Regions from separate parts of the Homo sapiens genome. Here region 2 is linked to region 1. The links are chromatin contacts, found by Hi-C or POLR2A ChIA-PET in ENCODE. All regions are on one chromosome and are shown on one strand. Each heading gives the region's core, a stretch centred on a gene start or an enhancer-like site at or near the end of the contact. The rest is flanking DNA. Distances are from core to core; before and after follow the strand shown. Region 1 has its middle 20 kb from the start of SOCS2. Region 2 overlaps CRADD (CARD and death domain containing adaptor protein).

Region 1 (6,202 bases), core at 256-2,755:
GATGGTTGACAAAGTACTGGATTGTTGAGATGGACCTTCCAGGCCGGGTGTGGTGGCTCACGCCTGTAATCCCAGCACTTTGGGAGGCCAAGGTGAGCGGATCATGAGGTCAGGAGTTCGAGACCAGCCTGACCAACACGATGAAACTCCATCTCTACCAAAAATACAAAAATTGGCCTGGTGTGGTGGTGCGCGCCTATAATCTCAGCTACTCAGGAGGCTTGAACCCGGTAGGTGGAGGTTGTAGTAAGCTGAGATCGCGCCACTGCACTCCAGACTGGGTGACAGAGCGAGACTCAGTCTCAAAAAAAAAAAAGAATAAGCAAGTACTGTATTTGGACTTTTAAGCATTACTGATACAGTAAAATACAGTTTTAGCTACCGACGCAAGACTAGCACCCAAGATTTTAGAAAAAGGCACTTTTTCCCTTTTATTTTCCAATAACATTTCTCAATCTGGTAACCAGAGAGACTACTCTGGGATTAATTTGAGTCTGATTGCTGTTTACTGTTCTAACAAGAACAGTTTTTTTGGAGAGGAGAGCAGAGTTTAGGAGAAACGAACTATTAAAAGTTAGCTTCCCGTATGGGCGTGGTGGCTCAGGCCTGTAATCCCAGCACTTTGGGAGGCCGAAGTGGGCGGATCACGAGGTCAGGAGATCGAGACCATCCTGGCCAACATGGTGAAACCTGTCTCTACTAAAAATACAAAAATTAGCTGGGCGTGGTGGCACGTGCCTGTAATCCCAGCTACTCCGGAGGCTGAGGCAGAAAGAATCGCTTGAACCCAGCAGGCAGAGCCGAGATGGCGCCACTGCACTCCAGCCTGGGCGACAGAGCAAGACTCCGCCTCAAAAAAAAAAAAAAAAAAAAAAAAAAAAAAAAAAAAAAAGTTAGCTTCCCAGTGTACACATGAAAAGTACAATCCTTTTCTTCATTTATATTATAATTATTTGAAGAGCAAATTAGGTATTGTTAGTGAAGAAATGAGAGTGATTACCTGGTAATATGATGAGTTACTTTTTCTTTAAACTTACTGGCTTTTCCCTTAACACTAATGGTCTGGATAACAAGTTTTTACTTGTTGGCAGTGCAGTTTAGCCTCCGAACACTCTTGGAACAAAATGACTAATTTTTTTTAACGCTTTATTGAAATATAAATTTTAGGAGAGTAAACATTTTCGATTTGGAAGAAGTAGTTACGTTACAGACCTTCAAATCCAGCTTGTTCGGGAGACTTGACATTTAATCACTAGGCTAATGAAGCGCCAGAAGAGAGAGCTTTTATGGTTAGAAAGGGAGGTGTTTTTTAAAAAAAAAACAAACGAACAAACAAAAAAAAAAAAACAAGGCTCAGCCCGAGATACTGGAAGCGACTTGACCTTGATTTACATATACAAGGAACGGAAATGAATTAGCCCGGCTAGATATTTCTAGGAACTAGTTAAGGGAGAATGAACAAGATGGGAGCGAGGAGAAAGCGTGTGTGCGTTCGTGTGTGGCTGTCTGTCTGTCTGTCTGCGGCAAGAGGAATCTCAGAGTTTCGGTTATTTCTCCTTGAAGAATTTTCAAACGGAGTTCCTGCAGGGGCTGGCTCTAGCGTCTACGATGTGCACACACTGTCTCTCAAGAGGGAAGTGATCCTGGCGCCACGGGGTGATGCAGCAGAAGTTCTTTTTGTCTGTGGCCAGGGTAGAGTGCGGAGCCCCACGGAGCTGTGGCGTGGCGGCTCCTCCCAGACGCGTCCGGGGCGCCGCTCGGGTCTCCCAGGACCTTATGTAACCCAGCGTCGGCAGCAAGGAGCCGGTCACAGGCTGACCAACGTCAAGGCGTTTCACTTTGGAAGCGCACCAGATGAGTGTGGTATTGAGAGCAGACGGCTGGGTGCAATGTTTTTGCCGCATATCTCATGGGTTATTTTAATCTTTTCACGTAGTCTTAAGGGTCTCACTAGACCGTATATGAGAATGTGGCCAGGGATGTGGCTTCTATAGATTGTCCCAGATAAGAGCATCCCTTTTGTTTTTGTTAATGCAGGGTAAATACAACCTCTTCTTAGGAGCTAGTTTTTCAATTATTCTAAAAGTGATAACATGCTCATGGTTCAAAATTTAGTCAGTTCAGAAGTGCACAAAATGAAAAAATTGTCCAACTCCCGTCCCACTCCCCAGAGGTAACTATTATTAAAAGTTTCCTTTTTATTGTTCCAGAATTTTTTTAATGCAGTCGAAGCCTCTATTTAAATCATGTTTTAAAGCACACACAAATATTATTGTACTATACTTTCTGCTCTGCAATTTGCTTTTAAAATTTAATATTTGGACTCTCTATGTCTACCTTTCTCTCTATATATCTATTTATATCTTCATGGCAACATAAGGCTTTGCCTCATTCTTTTCAACAGCTGCACAATATTCCATGATATGAATGTACCATTACTGATTGAATCAGTCTCCTGCTAGTGGATATACAGGTTGTTCCCAGTTTCGTGCTATTACAAACAACGGTGCGGTACAAATCTGTGTGCTAATTGTTGCTGTGTGCTTATGGGAACATATATGTTGAGTACATTCTTAGAAGTGGAACTTTGGGGCCCAAGGGTACATGGCACTTAACATTTTAATAGATATTTACTTTCAAATCACATTCCCAAAAGGTTGTTCCCATGCATATTTCAGATGGAAATAAATTCTGTCTTTCAAGTTGTACACATAGCTGAGGGTTTTCCTTAAAATACTGTTCATTTTTAAACAGCATATTTTCCATTGAGATCGAATAAACTTGTTTATTTGCTAATTAATTGCCCTTGAAGTTAAATCTCTATTCTAGAAAAGATGTCTGAGAAACCTAGTGGAAAGGCCTCAACAACTTCGTCCCAGCCTTGATCAGAGACATTCACAGCTATGGGACAGGCACATGGCTCTATGCCTTGACTGTGGCTTCATAGACAGCTGTCTTTAAAAACCCTAGGGTAGGACTGAGAAAGCTTTTTTTTTTTTTTTTTTTTTGGTATGTGTAATAATATCATCTTCAATTAGTTCTGTTCAAAGGACATCGATTAAGCACAACTATAGTAAAAGTTTCTCCAGTTCCCTACTCTCTGTCCCCTTATCCTGGTTTCCTGCCTTCTCTCTCCCCTTTTGTGTTTGTTTCTTTTCATACCAGTTATCCTCTGCACCCACTCCTGACACCAGATTGGGTGGCCAGTTCTAGGAACAATGAAACTGATTTCCTACAACTGGAAGGTGGTTCTGGAGAGGGAATTAGCTTTGCCTAAGATTATTATCACGCTGACCCGACTCTATATCTAGATCCTGCCTCCAGTGGGATAGCTGATCTGCTATGACTCCCAAATGCCTAAAGCTCTCCGCCTACTCAGAAACACAGCATCTTCTTTAAAGCTCCAGAAGAGAGAGCTTTTATGGTTAGAGAAGGAGGTTTAAGAAAAGCAAACAAATAGGGCTCAGCCTGAGATACTGGAAGCAACTTGACCTTGATTTACATATACAAGGAACAGAAATAAATTAGATATTAGAATTAAATTAAAATCAAATTTTAATTTAGATTTGTATAGGTAAGACCTATTACAGATGAAGCCAGATACCAAGATATGTTTCAAAAAACATGTGGTTCACATTGCTATTAAATTGTTTATAAATGATCATAGTAGCATCCCAATTACCTTTTAGATTATAGCCAACTTTTTGGGAATTACAGGACTTTTACAAGTATTTTATTTCCCAAATTACCTGCTTATCTGGAAAATAACCCTAGTAAGACCAAGCCCACTCATCCTGAAAACTCATCTTAAATGAAGCCAAGTCAAGTCAGAATAAGATCTGGGTGTCAGCAAAAAGGAAAACAAACAAACAAAAATCAAACCGAACCACGCTAAAATAAAATAAAATAAATTTCCCATTTAAAGTCTGAATCCCTTTGGCTTTGTAAGCTACTGTTACCATACAGAGGCATCTGCCTTAAAATAAAGGAAATAAATCAAGAGCGTAGAAAACCTGTTTAATCAAAACTCTTAATTTCAAATCAGTGTTTCCATAACACATTACAAGCCAGCAGGAAGAGAGGGGAGGCAAAATGTGCAGTTCCATGATGTCCCCAAATAGAATGTTCACAACTGACAGGAAGCACCTGGGGGATTATGATTATTTGCTTTAGAAATTCAAAAATAAATTGTTTTTTGAAATAAAAAGGGAAGAACAAATCGGTTTCTCAGTTCAGGTTGTTTTTAACACTTCACACACATCCATTTTTATAATCCCAATTCAGAAGACAATGAATTCAAGTTAATAATGTATTTAAATTTAAGGATAATGCAGAGAATGTCAAAATAGAAAATTGCAATAGAACAGTTGAGCTGAACTCTGAGGCTCCTTTTCTTATTTTGACTCAAGTTGACCTTCAATATTATAGTACTTTCATTTTTACAGCTCTTTACATATTCTGTAAAAAAGCTTTTAAAAAGTGAAATGAAGATGTTTCTTAACTATTAAATTTCTATTGCCTAACTCTTTTAATTTTTTGAGTCCATTAAGACTTTAGAAGATATTCTTTCTCAAATGTGTCATTTAATTAACAATTTGCTAATGGCCTTGATAGGATTTTTCCATTTTTGTTTTCCAAATCAAGAAATCTCCATGTTCCTTTTATTATTTTCACTTTGTTTCTTTAGATATAATTCTTGTTTTTCCTGGATAATTAGTATAGAATTTATTTATTGTAGAGAACTCTGTTCTGACAGCTGATAATATAAATATATGTTTGACCCACATTACTAGAAAGAATGTTATGTAAGGGAGTTTGTCAGGGAATATCAGCTCTCGAACACTGGGAGTTCAGGGAAAGAAATGAATTTGTAGGTCATTGATCTTTGTGTTTTAAATAAGAATTAACCAAGAATTTTATGGTTACATAACCAGTACATGAACTAGTTTTTACTACATTTTGTTAATACATCGAATTGAATAATCCAATTCAAAACATAGGGTACCAATTCCTCTTGTCAGCAATACTTTGAAAGTAGGGATTTATTGAGAGTTCTTTTATTGCCTTGACTTCCTTACGTTTGTAAACTATGTGATGGGTATTACACTTAGATTTATTAGGGTACTTAAAATCTTGCCAAAATGAAACAATCTCTTTTTGTCATAAGTATTGCCGACTTAAAAGCATTTGTGAGGGGACGGGGGGTGATTTTGCTTTTGGAGTCTTACTCGTTACTGAAAATAAAATATGCTCAGCTTTTTCTTTTTCTAGTAGACATTTATTTTACTGAGTTCCACACTGATAGTTAACTTTAGGAAATGCTTCACATATTTTAACTAATTTTATGATTTAATTTTTAAAAAGGAGGTACATTTTAGAATTTTTTCCCCCTTTTAGATACCTGACTTACGTGTTTCTGAAGATAAATTGCAGATCCAGTCACTATAAATTCAGTTGAAAGACCAATCTTTCTACCCTTCTTTGTTGTTCTGATTTCAGAATTCCAGGCCAGTTTGTTGTCAACTTTAATGTACCTTTTGAGAAATAAATTGAGTCTCACATTTCTTGCATGTGTTTGTGCCCCTAGAGCTGGAATGCTTTTCTTCGGCCAACTGAAAGTAGAGCCTGCTCCTTCTCCTCTCACAGATTAAATCTGCTTTCATTCGTGTTAAATTCAGTTAGTTCATGACCAAAAGAAAAGACGTGCTCTCCTTTTTCTTTTTAATTTTAAACAACCACCATCTATAGTCTTCCTGTAGTTTTTGAGAGCTTCAAGTTATATAGCTATTTTTGACTTTGTGTTTGGTTAATCTAATAGAGTCTACATTTTTGGGAGGCATTTAATTTGTGATTATCCCTTATTGTAGTCTACAGAGTCACATCAACAAAATGAGCTGTTTTATTTTATTTTACTTTACTTTCTTTTCTGGTCTTTTTGTTTTGTAATTTATTTTTAAATTTATTAATTTGTTTTTAATTTTTTTTTATGTGATTCTTCCAGCTACTTTCCAGTAGCAAATAGAGGGCAAAAACAGTCATAATTTTATTGAATTTGCCTCACCCCTGTGTTTGCCCCTGTTCCTACTTACTCACAATTTAATACTTCTCAGAACTTTCACATTTCACCTAGCATGGAAACCTGATTGTTAAATGGTTGGATAGGACAGTGTGTAGGAGAATCCTTGGGATCAATAATAGACAT
Region 2 (6,619 bases), core at 3,464-5,963, 190 kb after region 1:
TCTCCCAAAGTGCTGGGATTACAGGCATGAGCCACCGCGCCTGGCCCAGGAACCATTTTAAGATCAAGGAATTTTTGATGGGCTTGGATATTAAGAGAACATGTATAGAAGATTGAAAGACAAGCACATGATCAGGGACAAATTCAGAAGAGTGGCGTAAACCGGTAAGAAAATATCTGCAAAGCACAAGTTCATACTGAGCTGAAGCTGAAGAGAATGTTAAAGACAACAAGAAAGCTCTCTTTAAAGCTATGTTCATAACAAGAAAAACAAGTAAAGGCTAAGCTCGTTGCTTGGGGCAGATGGAATAATGTTAAAATATGACGAAAAACAGACCTACTCAACTATTTGGCTTCTCTTTCTCTATTAAAGACAATGATGTTCAAACTGGAATGTGTAACATAAACATAGTTAAGGATAAACTGAAGCATGCACGATAGATAATGATAATAATAGTTGTGACTACAATTTCCTGAGTTTCTATTCAGGACTGAGTACTGTAAAAGAGAATTTAGTTGCTTTTTAAAGTACTTACTGGCAGGCGTGCGCGGTAGATATTACTGTTATCAATCCCATTTACAGATGAGAAAACCGAGGCACAGGAAGATTTAATGACAAACCTGAAGTTACACAGTCGGTAAATGATGGGCTGGGATTCAGATCAAGGTCTGACTAACTTCAAAGCCTGGCTCTTTTCACTGGACTCCCTGATTCCCATGCCTGTCACATCTAGTGTTTTCAACAGGATTGCATTTTTTTGGTTTAAATTATATTGTAAGGCACATAAACAAACACATGCCAGTAGATGTTATTGAAGAGCCACAGTGTGTAATTGCTGTGAAACAAGGAAAATGGAATATCAAAATGATAAACAACACATAAAGACGTTCTTGATTACCTTTTTTTTTTTTTTGAGACAGAGTCTCTTCCTTCTGTTGCCCAGGCTGGAGTGCAGTGGTGTGATCTTGGCTCACTGCAACCCCTGCCTCCTAGGTTCAAGTGATTCTCATATCTCAGCCTCAGCCTCCTGCATAGCTGGGATTACAGGCACATGCCACCATGCCCAGCTATTTTTTTTTTTTTTTGTATTTTTAGTAGAGACACGGTTTTGCTATATTGGCCAGGCTGGTCTCGAACTCCTGACTTCAAGTAATCCACCCGCCTCAGCCTCCCAAAGTGCTGGGATTACAAGTGTGAGCCACCGTGCCCAGCCTCTTGGTTACTTTTTTTTAAAGGTTCTCTTTGAACCATCTAGAGCAAAGCCATCAAAGAGACTGCTGGGATCATGTCAGAATGATTCAGAAGCCAACCTGAGGGGATCCCCCAGAGGGCAAAGATGAGACAGTTTGAGCATCAAAAGGATTGAAATATATAAAAATATATAAAAGTCCATGAGTTTATGACAAAATTCTAAAGACACAAGACAATAAGACAAAAAAATCCCGCATTTGTCACTTCTGAGATTGTTAGGGCACCAAGTCATTGTTCTGAAAATGGATTTAAAAAGGAGATCTCACATCCACCCCTGCTTTCCTATTTACTTTATAGAGAATTACAGCTAATAAATGCAGAAGGGTGCTAGAAAAGTTTTAAAAACCTACAGTTTTGTAGCATCTAATGAAGTAATGGAGCTAAGCAACAACCATTAATGAATGATAAAATCAGGTAAAATTGGTGCTTTCTAACAGAGAATCAGGCTGACAACACTTGAACCCACGGATCAGTCTCCATATCACTAAAAGTGGAACAGCCGAACGTTAGTTATGCTCCTCCAATGTGATCTGATAGAAAAGAAACAGCACCACCTGTGAAGTATTCTTACCCACATCCCCTCCCTCAACGAGGCTGAACCAGAAGCTCATCAAACATGCACATCTAACTATTAATACCAGGTTATAGGAAATACGGGAGACAGAGGAACATGCTAAACACCACTACAAGGGTACAGATCAGCCAATGCCTGAATGTAGGAAGTTCTACAAAACAAATGACCCATTTTTGTTTTCAGTATATAAATGCTACGAGAAAAAAGTAGAGATGGGGAACTGTTAAGTACTGTAAACTAGTTCAACCATTGTGGAAATCAGTGTGGCGATTCCTCAGGGATCTAGAACTAGAAATACCATTTGACCCAGCCATCCCATTACTGGGTATATACCCAAAGGATTATAAATCATGCTGCTATAAAGACACATGCACACGTATGTTTATAGCGGCACTATTCACAATAGCAAAGACTTGGAACCAACCCAAATATCCAACAATGATAGACTGGATTAAGAAAATGTGGCACATATACACCATGGAATACTATGCAGCCATAAAAATGATGAGTTCATGTCCTTTGTAGGGACATGGATGAAACTGGAAACCAGCATTCTCAGCAAACTATCGCAAGGACAAAAAACCAAACACTGCATGTTCTCACTCATAGGTGGGAATTGAACAATGAGAACACATGGACACAGGAAGGGGAACATCACACACCGGGGACTGTTGTGGGGTTGGGGGAGGGGGGAGGGATAGCATTAGGAGATACACTTAATGCTAAATGAGGAGTTAATGGGTGCAGCACACCAACATGGCACATGTAAACATATGTAACAAACCTGCACATTGTGCACATGTACCTTAAAACTTAAAGTATAATTAAAAAAAACAAAAAGACTTAAGGGTGGGAGATGGAGCCTGCAGTGAGCTGAGATCACGCCACTGCACTCCAACCTGGGCAACAGCGAGACTCCGTCTCAGGAAAAAAAAAAAAAAAAGACTTAAGGGACCTGTAAACCAAATGCAGGTATGAATCTTGTTTGGAACTTGATTTGAACAACTGACTAACTAAAAAAATGCCTTTTTTTTTAAACAGGCAAAAATAAAACATACTCTGTTTATTACATGTTACTAAGGAATTACTGGTAATTTTATTGAGTTGGTGGTATTGTGAGTTTTAAAAGTCCTTATCTATTTAGAAGCACTTATTAATGAATTAATATGAGGCCTAAGACTCTTTAAAAAATACTCCTTCAAAAGAAAAAAAGTATGTGTATAGGGAAATACGTGAAATCAGAATGGTAAAATATAATAATTGTTGAAGCTTGGTGATAGGTTTTTGGGGGTTCTTTACACTTTCCTCTACTTTGTTATGTATGGAAAATTCACATAATAAAAACAGTCAAGTGTTCTATTTGAGAGGCAGAATTTTGGCAGAAGGCCTGGGTTATAACCCAATTTGTATAGCCTGGGGAGAGTCACTGCTACTCCCTCCTTTTTTGCCTCTTTCCTTTCCTTTTTACTTTCCTTCTATTTCTTAAGAAATCATTTGCTGGGCCACATTTTCCCCCAGGGACTGTCCTGGTACCATCAGCCTTCCAAGTTACAGGTATAGGTATTATTATTATTATTATTATTATTATTATTATTATTATTATTATTTTACAGATGAGGAAATCAAAGCAGAGAAGGGACTAAGTTTCTCACCCACAAATCCAGGTCTGCCTGTGTCCAAAATCTGAGCTCTTTTGTTTTATTTTATGCTGGCTCCCAGGAGTAGTCCTCTGATTTTATAATTTTTAAGTTTTTTTATTTTTAATTTTGTTTATGGATAAATTTTAAACAATGAGTAAATTAAGATAGATCAAGTGGAGTAGCATTTGTGTTTTTTGCATGTGAGAAAGATGCAAGGTATGGTTGTTACTGTAACAATTACAAAGATTTCATCAAAGGCAAGCAGTGATAAAAGCAAAATGTGTGGCAACTTTCTTCATATTCAGAAAAGAGTAAAAGCCTATAAATTGTAACTTTAAGCCATAAAATAACATTTATTTATGCTTGTTCTTCAAAAGCTTATATTTGATAATCTTTTTTGTTAGAAGTCGAAGCCTGAGAAAAATGGCTAATTTCATTTTTCATGTGTTTGTAAAATATTTTTAGGACTATCACAAGAAATTCCCTAAAAATGTCAAAGCAAATGAACAAGTGAAATTCTGCACATCCCTTGTGCCACTATTTTGTTTACTTACTGAAAAAATGACATTGGCTTTTGTAAAACCTGGGTGTGCTGGTGGGCATGTGCAGATGTGTCGCTGTCATCTGTCATGTGTCATGCTCTGGATGTCAGAACCAGACATCAGTCAGGGAAGAGAGTGAGTAGCAAGCCACCTCGCCAAACTCTTGCTGCAGGGTGCACGGGGTTCACATCCTCTGCTTAGATTTAGTGCGACTTTCCAAAACACCTGCAGTGCGGTACTTCATGGCTGGTCCCACGTAACAATTTATGCCCTAGAGATGTCTGACTAGATCTTAGGAAATTATACTAATGGTTCTGACGTTGTTTCCTTCAAGAATCGAGGCGCTAAATATAGTCAAGCTGAATGACAAAATTTTACTCACACTCAGGGCATGTCAGTGAGGGCATCAAAAATGGAAAAATAATAAATACTGCTGATATTTACTAAGTTTTATGGTATGACAGGCACTGCACTAAGTCTTTTGAATATCTAATCATGTTTAACTCTCAATGTCCCATTTTATAGCTGAGGTGGCCGCAGCACAGAGAGGTTAAGTGAGTTGCCCAAGGTTGCACGGTTAATAAATGGCAGAGCTGGGCTCTAAACCCAGGCCGTCTGACCCCTGAGCCTTTCCTCTTCTAACCACTGTGCAGTCTCCAAGCACCAGCAGAATGAAGTGAGCACGTGCTAATCCACAGCTGTCATGGTTTGGCCCTCTGTGGGCTTTCAGAGCACCTTAAAACCCTTTGTTCTGTGTCAGAGCTGTTTTTCAGCTTTGCAGATGTCTGAAGTCAAGCAGAAGAGATGGAGAGTCTGATAAAGCACACGTGGCAAATCTCTGGCCGAGTTGATATTAGAACACAGAGTCCCAGAGTGATTTACTGTCCAGGGGGAAAGCCAGTTGGCCTGGCTACCTTGCAAGACGGTTAAAGGACATAAGAATAGATATTCATTCAAGACTGTCAGAAAGAAAGTAGGTCAGCAATGAAATAAAAACAAATGTCAAAGAAACACCACTTTGGTATAAATAAAAAGTCGATTCTTCTTAATAAAGAGCTGTCTGTTCTTCATTAATTAGAAAAGTACAGAGCCTGCTTACTTTGAGATTCCAAAACCTCTTCAGGCACAACTCGTTATTAATTTGATCACTTTCCTCAAAAGAATGATATTTTGACAAATACAGTTTCTGGCTTCAGTCACATATAGAAACATTGGAATAAGTACAATGTTGTGTTTTGCTTTTTTTTTTAAAATAGGAACTATGTTTGATAATGCATATACTCCAAACACCTCTAAAAATAATTTTCAATTGGCAAGCTATTTTTTGGTGTATTTTCCTAGTCTGGGAGAGGAAGTTTTATCATTTAATTTGATAAACTTAGTACCTTTGAGAGAAAGGAGGAGAAAATTTTACCATCTTATGTGGTTGAAATATGCTTTAGTATTTACATAATTGAAAATGATTCAAACTGATTTCCTCTGACGAACATCCGAAATGAAAATAAAAATTGTGTCTACTCCAAAGGGTAGTGGCTTGAGTCACCCACTGGTATGTGTGACCTATGAGTCACTCACTGGTATGCGTCTTCCCGATCCCCTGGCCTATGGGTTAGAAGTCAAAGATGCTCCACTGGGGCTTCCTTTGTAGCTTCTTTTCCCCTTCAGTATTCAACCACAGCTACTGCTGGCAGCTCCTGGCAGAACAGGAATGGGAGACCAAGGAGAGGATATGTGGAAGCTGAGTGATTTATTTATAGGGGACTTTTGGCAAATGAAAGAAAATAGATGTGAAGTCTTAGCAGTTCCAGCATGTTCATCAGAAATGCAAGCTCATGATAGTCATTTCAAAGGGAATTGTGGAAGAATGGTGTTACCCTACTTCACAGGCCATTAAATCATATATATGTTTGGTTGCCAGTGAGAATCTGAGTAGCAGAGCAGACAAGAATAAGGACGTATGGGATCGAGGCCTGTAGCTTGTGACCATGAACAAGTCACGTGACCCTTTGGCCTTAAATTCACCATAAAGTCGTGTACTTGATCTCAGTGATTGTATCTTACTTCATCAAAATGGTATGATTCTAAATTCCTGTGGGATATACAGGTAAGACAGGACTGGTGGAGCATTAGGTTTGGTTTTTCCTTTAAAAGAAAGTGTTGGGGAGGCAGCAGGGAATAGCAAAGGTCACAGACTCAAAAGCATTAACTGCCGGGCCTATGAAGACACGAATGATGTAGGTTTGATATAATGGAGGTACAAATCCATGTTTTATGCAAAACCTCATATTTCTAAACTTTGGCAATTCATTCATGTTTATCAAATCACTGTTTTAGGCCCCCTTTGGCTGGCCAGTGGGCCCTCTGCTTTAGACTTCTGGAATAAACTCCACAGTTGAGAGATGAAGGACAGACCTGGATTCTAACAGACCTAAATTTGAACCTTAGCTCTGCCCTCTAAGGAATGTGTAAACGTATACATCTGTATTTAACTTCTCAAAGCTTCAAGTTTCTTTATCTGTAGAAATGAGAATGATAATACCTCTTTTGTAGGATTTCCTGAAGACTGCGGGTACTATGTATTAAGTATACATAGTAGGCACATCCTCAAAGGG

Evidence for each region. A loop is a pair of places that touch in the nucleus more often than their neighbours do. ChIA-PET counts read pairs that join two places held with the same protein, here RNA polymerase II (POLR2A). Pooled maps may share reads with other maps.
Region 2: a pooled map shows a loop between it and region 1 (1.8-fold over the local background). The contact joins two enhancer-like sites. A Hi-C loop is called at or near these places in 2 of 50 pooled maps. POLR2A ChIA-PET finds 5 or more read pairs at or near these places in 3 of 52 experiments (BJ, K562 and MCF 10A).

Annotation. Positions count from the first base shown.
Region 1 is chr12:93,589,931-93,596,132 of GRCh38, forward strand. It overlaps a transcript of SOCS2 not described here. Among named protein-coding and RNA genes, the nearest start is that of SOCS2, 20 kb to the left of the region's middle. RefSeq lists an enhancer at 1,191-1,750. Within about 2 kb of position 1,506, at least 32 of the 41 ENCODE cell types and tissues checked have a DNase peak (open chromatin) inside an H3K27ac peak, as active enhancers do.
Region 2 is chr12:93,779,843-93,786,461 of GRCh38, forward strand. The region is part of intron 2 of CRADD (CARD and death domain containing adaptor protein); the gene reads left to right. Among named protein-coding and RNA genes, the nearest start is that of CRADD-AS1, 45 kb to the left of the region's middle. RefSeq lists a silencer at 4,611-4,905 and enhancers at 4,723-5,222, 5,235-6,434. Within about 2 kb of position 4,714, at least 28 of the 41 ENCODE cell types and tissues checked have a DNase peak (open chromatin) inside an H3K27ac peak, as active enhancers do.